Regions from separate parts of the Homo sapiens genome. Here region 1 is linked to region 2. Evidence: chromatin contacts called from ENCODE POLR2A ChIA-PET data. All regions are on one chromosome and are shown on one strand. The core of a region is the stretch at or near the end of the contact, and the rest is flanking DNA. Distances in the headings are between cores, read along the strand shown. Region 1 holds the start of MYL6B (myosin light chain 6B). Region 2 holds the start of GAPDH-DT (GAPDH divergent transcript).

The links. ChIA-PET counts read pairs that join two places held with the same protein, here RNA polymerase II (POLR2A).
Region 1: POLR2A ChIA-PET joins it to region 2 with 10 read pairs in A673. The contact joins the promoter of MYL6B here to the promoter of GAPDH-DT in region 2. POLR2A ChIA-PET finds 5 or more read pairs at or near these places in 2 of 52 experiments (A673 and activated CD8-positive, alpha-beta memory T cell).

What each region holds. Positions count from the first base shown.
Region 1 is chr12:56,148,039-56,154,372 of GRCh38, forward strand. MYL6B (myosin light chain 6B) reads left to right here and starts at 4,549. Exons shown (of 8, transcript NM_002475.5): 1 at 4,549-4,593; 2 at 5,835-6,054. The coding sequence starts at 5,881. LOC124902942 reads left to right here and starts at 3,789. Exons shown (of 3, transcript XM_047429954.1): 1 at 3,789-4,009; 2 at 4,368-4,593; 3 at 5,771-5,859. The coding sequence starts at 3,956. The coding sequence ends at 5,805. It overlaps MYL6B-AS1 (MYL6B antisense RNA 1), which reads right to left. Exons shown (of 3, transcript NR_186043.1): 3 at 2,758-2,947. It overlaps LOC124902943 (a long non-coding RNA gene), which reads right to left and starts at 5,835. Exons shown (of 2, transcript XR_007063328.1): 1 at 5,091-5,835. RefSeq lists an enhancer at 3,623-3,702.
Region 2 is chr12:6,530,970-6,536,631 of GRCh38, forward strand. It overlaps GAPDH-DT (GAPDH divergent transcript), which reads right to left and starts at 3,438. Exons shown (of 2, transcript XR_002957397.2): 1 at 2,495-3,438; 2 at 947-2,174. It overlaps GAPDH (glyceraldehyde-3-phosphate dehydrogenase), which reads left to right and starts at 3,548. Exons shown (of 9, transcript NM_002046.7): 1 at 3,548-3,600; 2 at 3,841-3,892; 3 at 5,525-5,624. The coding sequence starts at 3,864. NCAPD2 (non-SMC condensin I complex subunit D2) reads left to right here. Exons shown (of 32, transcript NM_014865.4): 31 at 1-107; 32 at 358-986. The coding sequence ends at 443. RefSeq lists enhancers at 1,690-1,819, 1,780-2,553, 2,554-3,327, 3,328-4,101, 5,650-5,662 and silencers at 2,730-2,979, 3,700-3,839.

The sequences.
Region 1 (6,334 bases), core at 3,299-5,798, about 50 Mb after region 2:
GCACTTTGGGAGGCCGAGGCGGGCAGATCACGAGGTCAGGAGATTGAGACCATCCTGGCTAACACAGTGAAACCCTGTCTCTACTAAAAAATACAAAAAATTAGCTGGGTGTGGGACGCCTGTAGTCCCAGCTTCTTGGGAGGCTGAGGCAGGAGAATGGCATGAACCCGGGAGGCGGAGCTTGCAGTGAGCCAAGATTGCACCACTGCACTCCAGCCTGGGTGACAAGAGTGAGACTCCATCTCAAAAAACAAACAAACAAACAAAAACTATAACAACTAAATATAAGAAATAGCCAGGTACGGTGGCGCACGAATTTGAGGTTGCAGTGAGCTATGATTGTGCCACTGCATCCAGAGCCTGGGCAACAGAGCAAGCCCCTGTTTCTCGGGGGAGAGGAAAGGAAATGTATACAGAGGCCGGGCGCAATGGCTCATGCCTATAATTCCAGCACTTTGGGAGGCCAAGGCGGTGGCTCACCTGTCAGGAGTTCGAGACCACCCTGGCCAACATGGCAAAACCTTATCCCTACTAACAATACAAAAAAAAAATTAGCCAGGTATGGTGGCACACACCTGTAATCCCAGCTACTTGGGAGGCTGAGGCATGAGAATCACTTGAAACCAGGAGGTGGAGGTTGCAGTGAGCTAAGATGCACCACTGCACTCCAGCCTGGGCCACAGAGCAAGACTCCTGTCTCCCAAACAAAACACAAAAAGGAACGTATACTGAATAAACATGCTTGAAGAGAGCAGCTAAAGGGCCCTAATACAATCTCCTTCTGCTTCTCTTCCTCTCAACCTTTTCCACTGTGCTCTCTGGGAGCCTATTTCCACATAACACTTCCCACCCATTCCACCTTTCTTTTTTTTTTTTTTTTTTTTTTTAGGGGGGTACAGAATTTCACTCTTGTTGCCCAGGCTGGAGTGTAATGGCATGATCTCGGCTCACCACAACCTCCACCTCCCGGGTTCAAGCGAATCTCCTGCTTCAGCCTTCCTGAGTAGCTGGGATTACAGGCATACACCACCACGTCTGGCTAATTTTGTATTTTTAGTAGAGACAGGGTTTCTCCATGTTGGTCAGGCTTGTCTCGAACTCCCGACCTCAGATGATCCGCCCACCTCGGCCTCCCAAAGTGCTGGGATTACAGGCATGAGCCACGGCGCTCAGCCTTTCTCTTTTTTTTTTTAGATGGAGTCACCCTCTGTTGCCCATGCTGGAGTGCAGTGGCACAATCTCAGCTCACTGCAACCTCCGCCTCCTGGGATTCTCATGCCTCAGGCTCCCAAGTAGCTGAGATTGCAGGCGCCTGCCACCACGCCTGGCTAATTTTTGTATTTTTAGTAGAGACAGGGTTTCACCATGTTGGCCACGCTGGTCTCAAACTCCTGACCTCAGGTGATCCACCTTCCTTGGCCTCCCAAAGTGTTGGGATTACAGGAATGAGCCACTACGCCCGGCCTGCTTTTTTTAAAAAATTTTTTAAGGACAGGGTCTCACTCTGTTGCCCAGGCTGGAGGGCAGTGGCACAAACATGGCTCACTGCAGCCTTGACCTACTGGGCCCAAGTGATCCTCCCACCTCAGGCTCCTGAATAGCTGGGATCAGAGGCACACGTGCCACCATGCCTGGCTAATTTTTGAATTTTTTTTGTAGAGTTGGGGTCTCTTGCTATGTTGCCATGGCTGGTCTTGAACTTCTGGGCTCAAGTGATCTTCCCACTTTGGACTCCCAAAGTGCTGGGAATGTTCATGTCTGATTAACCCCAGTTTTGGGAATGCCTCTAAGATTTCTATTTTATCTACTGTTCTTTGTGTAAGAGCATGTACTTACCATAATTTCTCCTTAGATCAAAACAATCTTGATCATAAAGCCTGGCTTACTGAGTATTCTTGCCTTTCCCTGCAGGGTAGACTTCAATTGTCCTAGAGGTTCCTTCCCTGTGGTAAGTCCTGGGGTCAGGACTTACTCCAGGGGATGATGTCCTGGGGATCCACCATCGTGTCTCACCACTACCCAAGACACAGACATGGCTTCTGTTCATAAATTCCTATTAAATATTTCTAAGAAACTGGATTTGTCAGCCTCCTTCCTCAACCTCTTAGCTTCCTTGGACTTTGGGGGTAAGTGTGCATAGACCTGTGCACTGCGGAACAGCTCCCCAATGGCTTTCCATATTCTTTCAATCTAATGGGCCACTCTGGACAGCTGAACATGTGGAGGTTCCTGGAGGACGGCATGCCTAGGGAAGGCAAGCAAGCTTCGGACTCACCTCCCTCCCTGCCCACAAAATGCAATCTCTAAGAATATACAGGCCAGTCAAGGTAGGTCATACCTATAATCCCAGCACTTTGGGAGGCACCTGAGATGGGAAGATCACTTGAGCTCAGTTTGAGACTGGGTAACACAGTGAGACCTCATTTCTAGAAAAAAACAAAACCAAAGAAAAATAAGAATATACAAATCACATGCTAAGCAGGGAGAGGAGAGAGGAGAGACAGGCATTTCTCACAGATAATTCACATATATAATCACCCTATGCCCAGTTAAGACCATGTTTCGTCCAGTTCCTGTTATTTATGATCAAGACAGGGATGGCACAGAAAATGAAGGATAGCCTTCCCATCTCTGCAAGGGTCTTAACGTTTTTTCCCTGTACTACTTCTCTATAGAAAATGCTAGAAAGTCAGATGATGCCATAACCACTCATACTTGGCAAAATGCCAAAAATGGGAAAAGGAAAGAAAAAAAATTACAAGAGCCATATTTTGAAATCAATGTCTGCAAAAGTAATGAAAGCCACACAAAGGCATCTATAATGTGGCCCTTTCCCAGTCTTATAACCACTTAAAAATGTATTCCTTCTTCCTCTCCGTCTCTTCACAACACCTATTGATCCTTACTTCATTGATGTAAAATGGGGAAAATATCAGCGACCTCATACCTTGGGAAGATTAAAGGAAAGTTATTTAACAAAAACTTATACAGCACTTATGCTGTGCCAGGCCTATTCTATTTTACACTTTTTTTTTTTTTTGAGTTGGAGTCTCACTCTGTCACCCAGGCTGGAGTGCAGTGGTGCGATCTCGGCTCACTGCAACCTGCCGGGTTCAAGTGATTCTCCGACCTCAGCCTCCCAAGTAACTGAGATTACAGGCGCCCGCCACCAGGCCCAGCTATTTTTTTTTTTTTTTTTTTTTTTTTTTTTTTTTGTATTTTTAGTAGTGACAGGGTTTCACCATGTTGGCCAGGCTGGTCTCGAACTCCTGACCTCAGGTGACCCACCTGCCTCGCCTCCCAAAGTGCTGGGAGGTGTGAGCCACCAAGCCCGGCCCTATTTTACCAATAATAACACTTCGAATCCTCCGAAGAGCCCTATGAGGTAGGTACCATTATCATTATTTTACAGATGAGGAACTGAGGCCCAGGAGAGATAACTAAACCTGCTGAGGGTCACTAACTAGGACCTGGTAGAACCAGGATTTAAATCTGAGTAGGCTGTCTGAACCCCATCCACTTGAGCACCCTCTGAGATAATTTAGCCCCTTCACCGGTACGAGATCTATGGCGGCCTCCAGAAATGGTTGCTAACTTACTATTATCGTTATTTCTGTCGTACAATTCATTTCTACCTTTCCAATAAACTTTCCCCAACCAGTGAACCTCACTTACTGCCCATAAAGTTCACCTGTGCCTCACCACCCTGCCATCGCCCGAGTTTTCTGCTCTGATCTAATCCTCACACGCCTGTGCAGCACCAGCTTCCAACACCAGGTGCACCGCCAGGGTATTTACTGATCCAGTGAGTGAAGGTGGGCCCGGCCGGGCTGGTTCCCATCCTCTGATCAACGCCTAGGGGAACCAGTGAACTCCAATGCTGACCATAAGAGTTTCAGAAAGTAGGGCTGGAAAGCCCAGCCCTCCGCTCAGAGACCTGTGAAGATCGAGGAGGATGGCGCATATGCTGCCGCAGGATGGAAACCTCGATCAGAGAAGGCTGGGGCAGGTGACTGGGCTTAATTGCAAATTTTAACATTTACTTCAGCAACCAGCTCATTAAAAACAAACTACTCTGAGGCCTCTTTTTTTTCTACCAAACCGCGAGAGGAAGCAAAAGAGAGTGCAGCGGTTCTCCCCGGGGCCGTTAAGTGCTTCCAGCTATCTGACCTCCACGCTGCCTGCTGCAGCCTCAATCTTTCCCCAGGTTCTGAGTTCTTTCAGCAGTAGGTCCAGGAAAACAGCCGCCCCGCCCCCTCCACCTCCCGAGACTAGGAGCCCGCCAGGGTTAAGTAGGAGGGATACCCTAGGGGCCCCGCAGGGTTTTTAGGGTTGGGGTGGATTGGAAATTGTTCATTGCCTTTCAGTTCCGGGACATAAAGCGCGCTGGAAGGACACTGAGTCACCAACCACCGCCATGGGCCGGAAGCCACCGCCCTCGCGTCAACTGCAATCTAGAGCGCGGCGCATCCCGTGAGCCCGCGGGGAACTACGACTCCCGGCATGCTCCGCGGCCACCGGAATTAACCCTTCAGGGCTGGGGGCCGCGCTATGCCCCGCCCCCTCCCCAGCCCCAGACACGGACCCCGCAGGGTGAGTTTTTGGGGGCTGAGGAGGGCCATTTTCTTTAAGATTTAGTGGGGGTGCGTGAGTGTGTGTGTGTGTGTGTGTGTCGTGTGTGTGTGATGTATTTTGTAAAAATGGGACAATTTGCAGTCATGAGATTCAGACGCTGTTTTGCGAATGGGAGACCCAGCATCAACCCCGGGGCCTAAGTGGAATCACTGCTATCTTCCTCAGAATGCTACCTAAATCCTTTCCTAATTTACCCCAGAACAAAAGTAGCCTGCAATCCCTCCCCACTCCCAAACGCCCCCCAACTTGGACTCTCTCCCAGCGCCCCTGGCAAGGTTTGTGACCTGGCCCCTGAGTCAGGATTTTTATTATACCCCTGGTTGTGGGGTGAATACTCATGGAGCCATAGGAGCGCCCACATCCTCTTGGATTAGGGAATTTAAGCCGTCTCCCAGAGCCTGCCCTTCTCCTCAGGTGCCACCAAAGGGTCCCCACAGGTTCAGCAAGCACCCTACCTTTTGTTTGTCTTGAATGACCGTGGGCTTGTGGAAGGTTTCTTCCATGGAAGAATGGGTAGCAGATGTTAAACCTGATCTTTGCCCCCACTCCTGCCCCTAAAACAACACTGGGCACAGGAGACAATGAGGGATGTCATACTCCTGTTTTTATGACTATTCTTCCTTTATACTGTGAATAGTTCCAGTTCTTGGCTGGGTGGGGGCTCAGGAACTACAAGTATTAGGGATCATTAGACTCTAAGGTTAACTACCCCTGCTCTTTACAAAGCCATGGTCAGAAGGGAGTGGAGGGGCTGGGCAGATGGGCTTCTTGTTTTTGTCATTGCTCCCAGACCACACTTTAACTTGTTCCAGTTCACACAAGCCTCCCTGGCTGCTACCCCTCACCCCACCCTTCAAGAAGACTAAAGCTGCTGGATCACCTGCTTTGCCTCACCACCCCCATCTCAGTGCCACTGGCAAGCATCCTATCCTCACCCTGGAGGTTAACTACCTCATTCTGGGCAGTCTCTGGCTTCCTCCCCTACCCCTAAAGGAAACATTGTTCTTTTCTGGTCAGCCTTTGGGGATAAGGGGACAGAGGGAAGAAGACCTTGGGGCAGGAGTCCTGAACCATAGGAGGCCAGGGGAGTGAGGGCAGGCGGTTATATCTCTCCTCTACCTCATCTTTGCCACAGCCAACTGGCTCCCTGCCCCTGCCCCCGCCCCTTGACATCCCAGACTCCCTGGCTATTTAAACAGAGATGGGTGCCCCCATCCGCACACTGTCCTTTGGCCACCGGACATCATGCCTCCCAAGAAGGATGTTCCCGTGAAGAAACCAGCAGGGCCCTCCATCTCCAAACCTGCTGCTAAGCCAGCAGCAGCAGGGGCTCCTCCAGCCAAGACCAAAGCTGAGCCAGCTGTCCCCCAGGCCCCTCAGAAAACCCAGGAGCCTCCAGTCGATCTCTCCAAAGTGGTGGTGAGTCTCTGGAAAGTGAAGATAGAATTGGAGGGGGTGGTTTGAGGGTGGGATACAGCCTAGGGGATTAGGGGGTATCTAGAAGGTAGGGAATCAGTGAGCCCTGGAATGAGATTGGGGCTTTCCCTTAGTCCCCCATTTGGAAGCATCCAGTCTTATGACTCTGCTGTTGTCTTTGCTGTTCTCTCCCTCTAACCTATAATCATGTGTGTACAGCACATACACACTCACTTACCCCCTGCTGGAGGCAGGGACTCTTAGATGGGGAACATCTGGGTTC
Region 2 (5,662 bases), core at 2,188-4,687:
CACACCAGAGCCCCGCCGTACTACCCGTCGGCATCCAAACACCCAGCAGCGAGCTTCCAAAAAGAAACCCAAAGTTGTCTTCTCAAGTGATGAGTCCAGTGAGGAAGGTATGATGCTCCCGCCTGTTCCCGGCCGAGAAGGCACACAGCTAGGGTGCAGAGGGCTGGTTTCCATAGGACCTGCTGCGGGGGCCTGAGTGTAGATGCTCTGCCCCACTGCCGCAGAAGGGCCTCTCCTGTACAGCTTGGATTTTATTTCTTCTGTGCGGTGTGGGATTGTCTCACTTGTTCTCTGATATCTATTTTTTCACCATCTTTGTGACTCAGCTTTTTCTTATTCCTTTAATTCTTTGCATAGATCTTTCAGCAGAGATGACAGAAGACGAGACACCCAAGAAAACAACTCCCATTCTCAGAGCATCGGCTCGCAGGCACAGATCCTAGGAAGTCTGTTCCTGTCCTCCCTGTGCAGGGTATCCTGTAGGGTGACCTGGAATTCGAATTCTGTTTCCCTTGTAAAATATTTGTCTGTCTCTTTTTTTTAAAAAAAAAAAAGGCCGGGCACTGTGGCTCACGCCTGTAATCCCAGCACTTTGCGATACCAAGGCGGGTGGATAACCTGAGGTAGGGAGTTCGAGACCAGCCTGACCAACATGGAGAAACCCCATCTCTACTAAAAATAAAAAATTAGCCGGGCGTATTGGCGTGCGCCTGTAATCCCAGCTACTCAAGAGGCTGAGGCAGGAGAATCGCCTGAACCCAGAGGCGGAGGTTGTAGTGAGCCGAAATCACACCATTGCACTCCAGCTTGGGCAACAATAGCGAACCTCCATCTCAAATTAAAAAAAAAATGCCTACACGCTCTTTAAAATGCAAGGCTTTCTCTTAAATTAGCCTAACTGAACTGCGTTGAGCTGCTTCAACTTTGGAATATATGTTTGCCAATCTCCTTGTTTTCTAATGAATAAATGTTTTTATATACTTTTAGACATTTTTTCCTAAGCTTGTCTTTGTTTCATCTTTCACATTAGCCCAGTTTCATGCAGCAGAGAGAGGGTTATCAGTGCAGAGAGAGATGAGTGAGCCCAGAGTCCTAGGGCCTGTCCCGGGATGGCAGATGAGCTTCCTGCCCCGTCACTGCCACCTTTCCCCTCTCAACCTCTGGACCCTGCACAGTGACCAGACAGCCTCTCTGGGGAGAATTATGCAGTGCCTAGGCTCCAGATCAGTGCTTCTGAACCGGGGGCAATTTTGTCTGCCAGAGGACATCTGACAACACCTGGGGCCTGTTTTGTTGTCATAGCCTATAGGGGAAGAATGCTACCAGCATTTGTGGGAAGAGGCCAGGGATGTGGCTCAACATCCTGCAGTGCACAGGATGGCCCCTCAACAAAGAATCACACGGCCCACAATGTCAATAGCGTCACAGTTGAGAAAACCTGCTCTAGACCAAGGGTTGCTTTCTGCCGTGTGCCTCACCCCACCCCCACTCGTGTTCCCTAATCCCATCTCCAAAGGTTGGCAGCAGACCGGCCCAGGCTCGTGGAAGTTCAGATCATGATCCCCTCCAGCTCTGCAGGAGACAAGACCTGTCTCCCAGCATTCCTCATTGTTCCCGGGTCTGCAGAGGGCGTGAGCTATGCTGCAGGCGGGCTGCCCCCTGAAGCCTGCGCACCCCTCTCCAGCTCCTCAAGTCTTCTCTGCTGAGTCACCTTCGAACCGGAGGCTGTGAGCTGGCTGTCGTGACCACACTGGTGCCTCTGCTGTCATGACAACAGCACACTACGTCAGTAGTGCTCCCTGGGCACTGAGCTCCCTCTTTGCGGGGAGAAGACAGTAATGAAAAATGACAAGCATGAGGCAGAGGGGAAGATCACGCTTGGGTGGTGCAGGAGCATGGAGGTGCTCTTAATGCTCTCAATGAGAAAGGGTTAACGGTCCTGGTTGCAGGAATAGCTGAGTCAGAGGTGGGGCTTCCTCCACTCCCCCACCCCACCCCTTTCACCATTAGGGACCTTCTTGCCTTGCTCTTGCTACTCTGCTCTGGGTGGTCATTGTGAAAAGCCCGCACCAACCATGCCAGTGGCAGCCAGACGAGGACACAGCCTGGCTCTGGGTCCCAGCAGGAAAGGCAATCCCAGAAAGGCAGGGTCAGGGACTGGAGTCCTGTGGGTGCTTTTTAAGCAAAGATTATCACCAGGCAGGCTAAACTTAGCAACCGGCTTTTAGCTAGAAGGGCAGGGGGCTGGTGTCAGGTTATGCTGGGCCAGCAAAGAGGCCCGGGATCCCCCTCCCATGCACCTGCTGATGGGCCAAGGCCACCCCACCCCACCCCCTTCCTTACAAGTGTTCAGCACCCTCCCATCCCACACTCACAAACCTGGCCCTCTGCCCTCCTACCAGAAGAATGGATCCCCTGTGGGAGGGGGCAGGGGACCTGTTCCCACCGTGTGCCCAAGACCTCTTTTCCCACTTTTTCCCTCTTCTTGACTCACCCTGCCCTCAATATCCCCCGGCGCAGCCAGTGAAAGGGAGTCCCTGGCTCCTGGCTCGCCTGCACGTCCCAGGGCGGGGAGGGACTTCCGCCCTCACGTCCCGCTCTTCGCCCCAGGCTGGATGGAATGAAAGGCACACTGTCTCTCTCCCTAGGCAGCACAGCCCACAGGTTTCCAGGAGTGCCTTTGTGGGAGGCCTCTGGGCCCCCACCAGCCATCCTGTCCTCCGCCTGGGGCCCCAGCCCGGAGAGAGCCGCTGGTGCACACAGGGCCGGGATTGTCTGCCCTAATTATCAGGTCCAGGCTACAGGGCTGCAGGACATCGTGACCTTCCGTGCAGAAACCTCCCCCTCCCCCTCAAGCCGCCTCCCGAGCCTCCTTCCTCTCCAGGCCCCCAGTGCCCAGTGCCCAGTGCCCAGCCCAGGCCTCGGTCCCAGAGATGCCAGGAGCCAGGAGATGGGGAGGGGGAAGTGGGGGCTGGGAAGGAACCACGGGCCCCCGCCCGAGGCCCATGGGCCCCTCCTAGGCCTTTGCCTGAGCAGTCCGGTGTCACTACCGCAGAGCCTCGAGGAGAAGTTCCCCAACTTTCCCGCCTCTCAGCCTTTGAAAGAAAGAAAGGGGAGGGGGCAGGCCGCGTGCAGCCGCGAGCGGTGCTGGGCTCCGGCTCCAATTCCCCATCTCAGTCGTTCCCAAAGTCCTCCTGTTTCATCCAAGCGTGTAAGGGTCCCCGTCCTTGACTCCCTAGTGTCCTGCTGCCCACAGTCCAGTCCTGGGAACCAGCACCGATCACCTCCCATCGGGCCAATCTCAGTCCCTTCCCCCCTACGTCGGGGCCCACACGCTCGGTGCGTGCCCAGTTGAACCAGGCGGCTGCGGAAAAAAAAAAGCGGGGAGAAAGTAGGGCCCGGCTACTAGCGGTTTTACGGGCGCACGTAGCTCAGGCCTCAAGACCTTGGGCTGGGACTGGCTGAGCCTGGCGGGAGGCGGGGTCCGAGTCACCGCCTGCCGCCGCGCCCCCGGTTTCTATAAATTGAGCCCGCAGCCTCCCGCTTCGCTCTCTGCTCCTCCTGTTCGACAGTCAGCCGCATCTTCTTTTGCGTCGCCAGGTGAAGACGGGCGGAGAGAAACCCGGGAGGCTAGGGACGGCCTGAAGGCGGCAGGGGCGGGCGCAGGCCGGATGTGTTCGCGCCGCTGCGGGGTGGGCCCGGGCGGCCTCCGCATTGCAGGGGCGGGCGGAGGACGTGATGCGGCGCGGGCTGGGCATGGAGGCCTGGTGGGGGAGGGGAGGGGAGGCGTGTGTGTCGGCCGGGGCCACTAGGCGCTCACTGTTCTCTCCCTCCGCGCAGCCGAGCCACATCGCTCAGACACCATGGGGAAGGTGAAGGTCGGAGTCAACGGGTGAGTTCGCGGGTGGCTGGGGGGCCCTGGGCTGCGACCGCCCCCGAACCGCGTCTACGAGCCTTGCGGGCTCCGGGTCTTTGCAGTCGTATGGGGGCAGGGTAGCTGTTCCCCGCAAGGAGAGCTCAAGGTCAGCGCTCGGACCTGGCGGAGCCCCGCACCCAGGCTGTGGCGCCCTGTGCAGCTCCGCCCTTGCGGCGCCATCTGCCCGGAGCCTCCTTCCCCTAGTCCCCAGAAACAGGAGGTCCCTACTCCCGCCCGAGATCCCGACCCGGACCCCTAGGTGGGGGACGCTTTCTTTCCTTTCGCGCTCTGCGGGGTCACGTGTCGCAGAGGAGCCCCTCCCCCACGGCCTCCGGCACCGCAGGCCCCGGGATGCTAGTGCGCAGCGGGTGCATCCCTGTCCGGATGCTGCGCCTGCGGTAGAGCGGCCGCCATGTTGCAACCGGGAAGGAAATGAATGGGCAGCCGTTAGGAAAGCCTGCCGGTGACTAACCCTGCGCTCCTGCCTCGATGGGTGGAGTCGCGTGTGGCGGGGAAGTCAGGTGGAGCGAGGCTAGCTGGCCCGATTTCTCCTCCGGGTGATGCTTTTCCTAGATTATTCTCTGGTAAATCAAAGAAGTGGGTTTATGGAGGTCCTCTTGTGTCCCCTCCCCGCAGAGGTGTGGTGGCTGTGGCATGGTGCCAAGCCGGGAGAAGCTGAGTCATGGGTAGTTGGAAAAGGACATTTCCACCGCAAAATGGCCCCTCTGGTGGTGGCCCCTTCCTGCAGCGCCGGCTCACCTCACGGCCCCGCCCTTCCCCTGCCAGCCTAGCGTTGACCCGACCCCAAAGGCCAGGCTGTAAATGTCACCGGGAGGATTGGGTGTCTGGGCGCCTCGGGGAACCTGCCCTTCTCCCCATTCCGTCTTCCGGAAACCAGATCTCCCACCGCACCCTGGTCTGAGGTTAAATATAGCTGCTGACCTTTCTGTAGCTGGGGGCCTGGGCTGGGGCTCTCTCCCATCCCTTCTCCCCACACACATGCACTTACCTGTGCTCCCACTCCTGATTTCTGGAAAAGAGCTAGGAAGGACAGGCAACTTGGCAAATCAAAGCCCTGGGACTAGGGGGTTAAAATACAGCTTCCCCTCTTCCCACCCGCCCCAGTCTCTGTCCCTTTTGTAGGAGGGACTTAGAGAAGGGGTGGGCTTGCCCTGTCCAGTTAATTTCTGACCTTTACTCCTGCCCTTTGAGTTTGATGATGCTGAGTGTACAAGCGTTTTCTCCCTAAAGGGTGCAGCTGAGCTAGGCAGCAGCAAGCATTCCTGGGGTGGCATAGTGGGGTGGTGAATACCATGTACAAAGCTTGTGCCCAGACTGTGGGTGGCAGTGCCCCACATGGCCGCTTCTCCTGGAAGGGCTTCGTATGACTGGGGGTGTTGGGCAGCCCTGGAGCCTTCAGTTGCAGCCATGCCTTAAGCCAGGCCAGCCTGGCAGGGAAGCTCAAGGGAGATAAAATTCAACCTCTTGGGCCCTCCTGGGGGTAAGGAGATGCTGCATTCGCCCTCTTAATGGGGAGGTGGCCTAGGGCTGCTCACATATTCTGGAGGAGCCTCCCCTCCTCATGCCTTCTTGCCTCTTGTCTCTTAGATTTGGTCGTATTGGGCGCCTGGTCACCAGGGCTGCTTTTAACTCTGGTAAAGTGGATATTGTTGCCATCAATGACCCCTTCATTGACCTCAACTACATGGTGAGTGCTACATGGTGAGCCCCAAAGCTGGTGTGGGA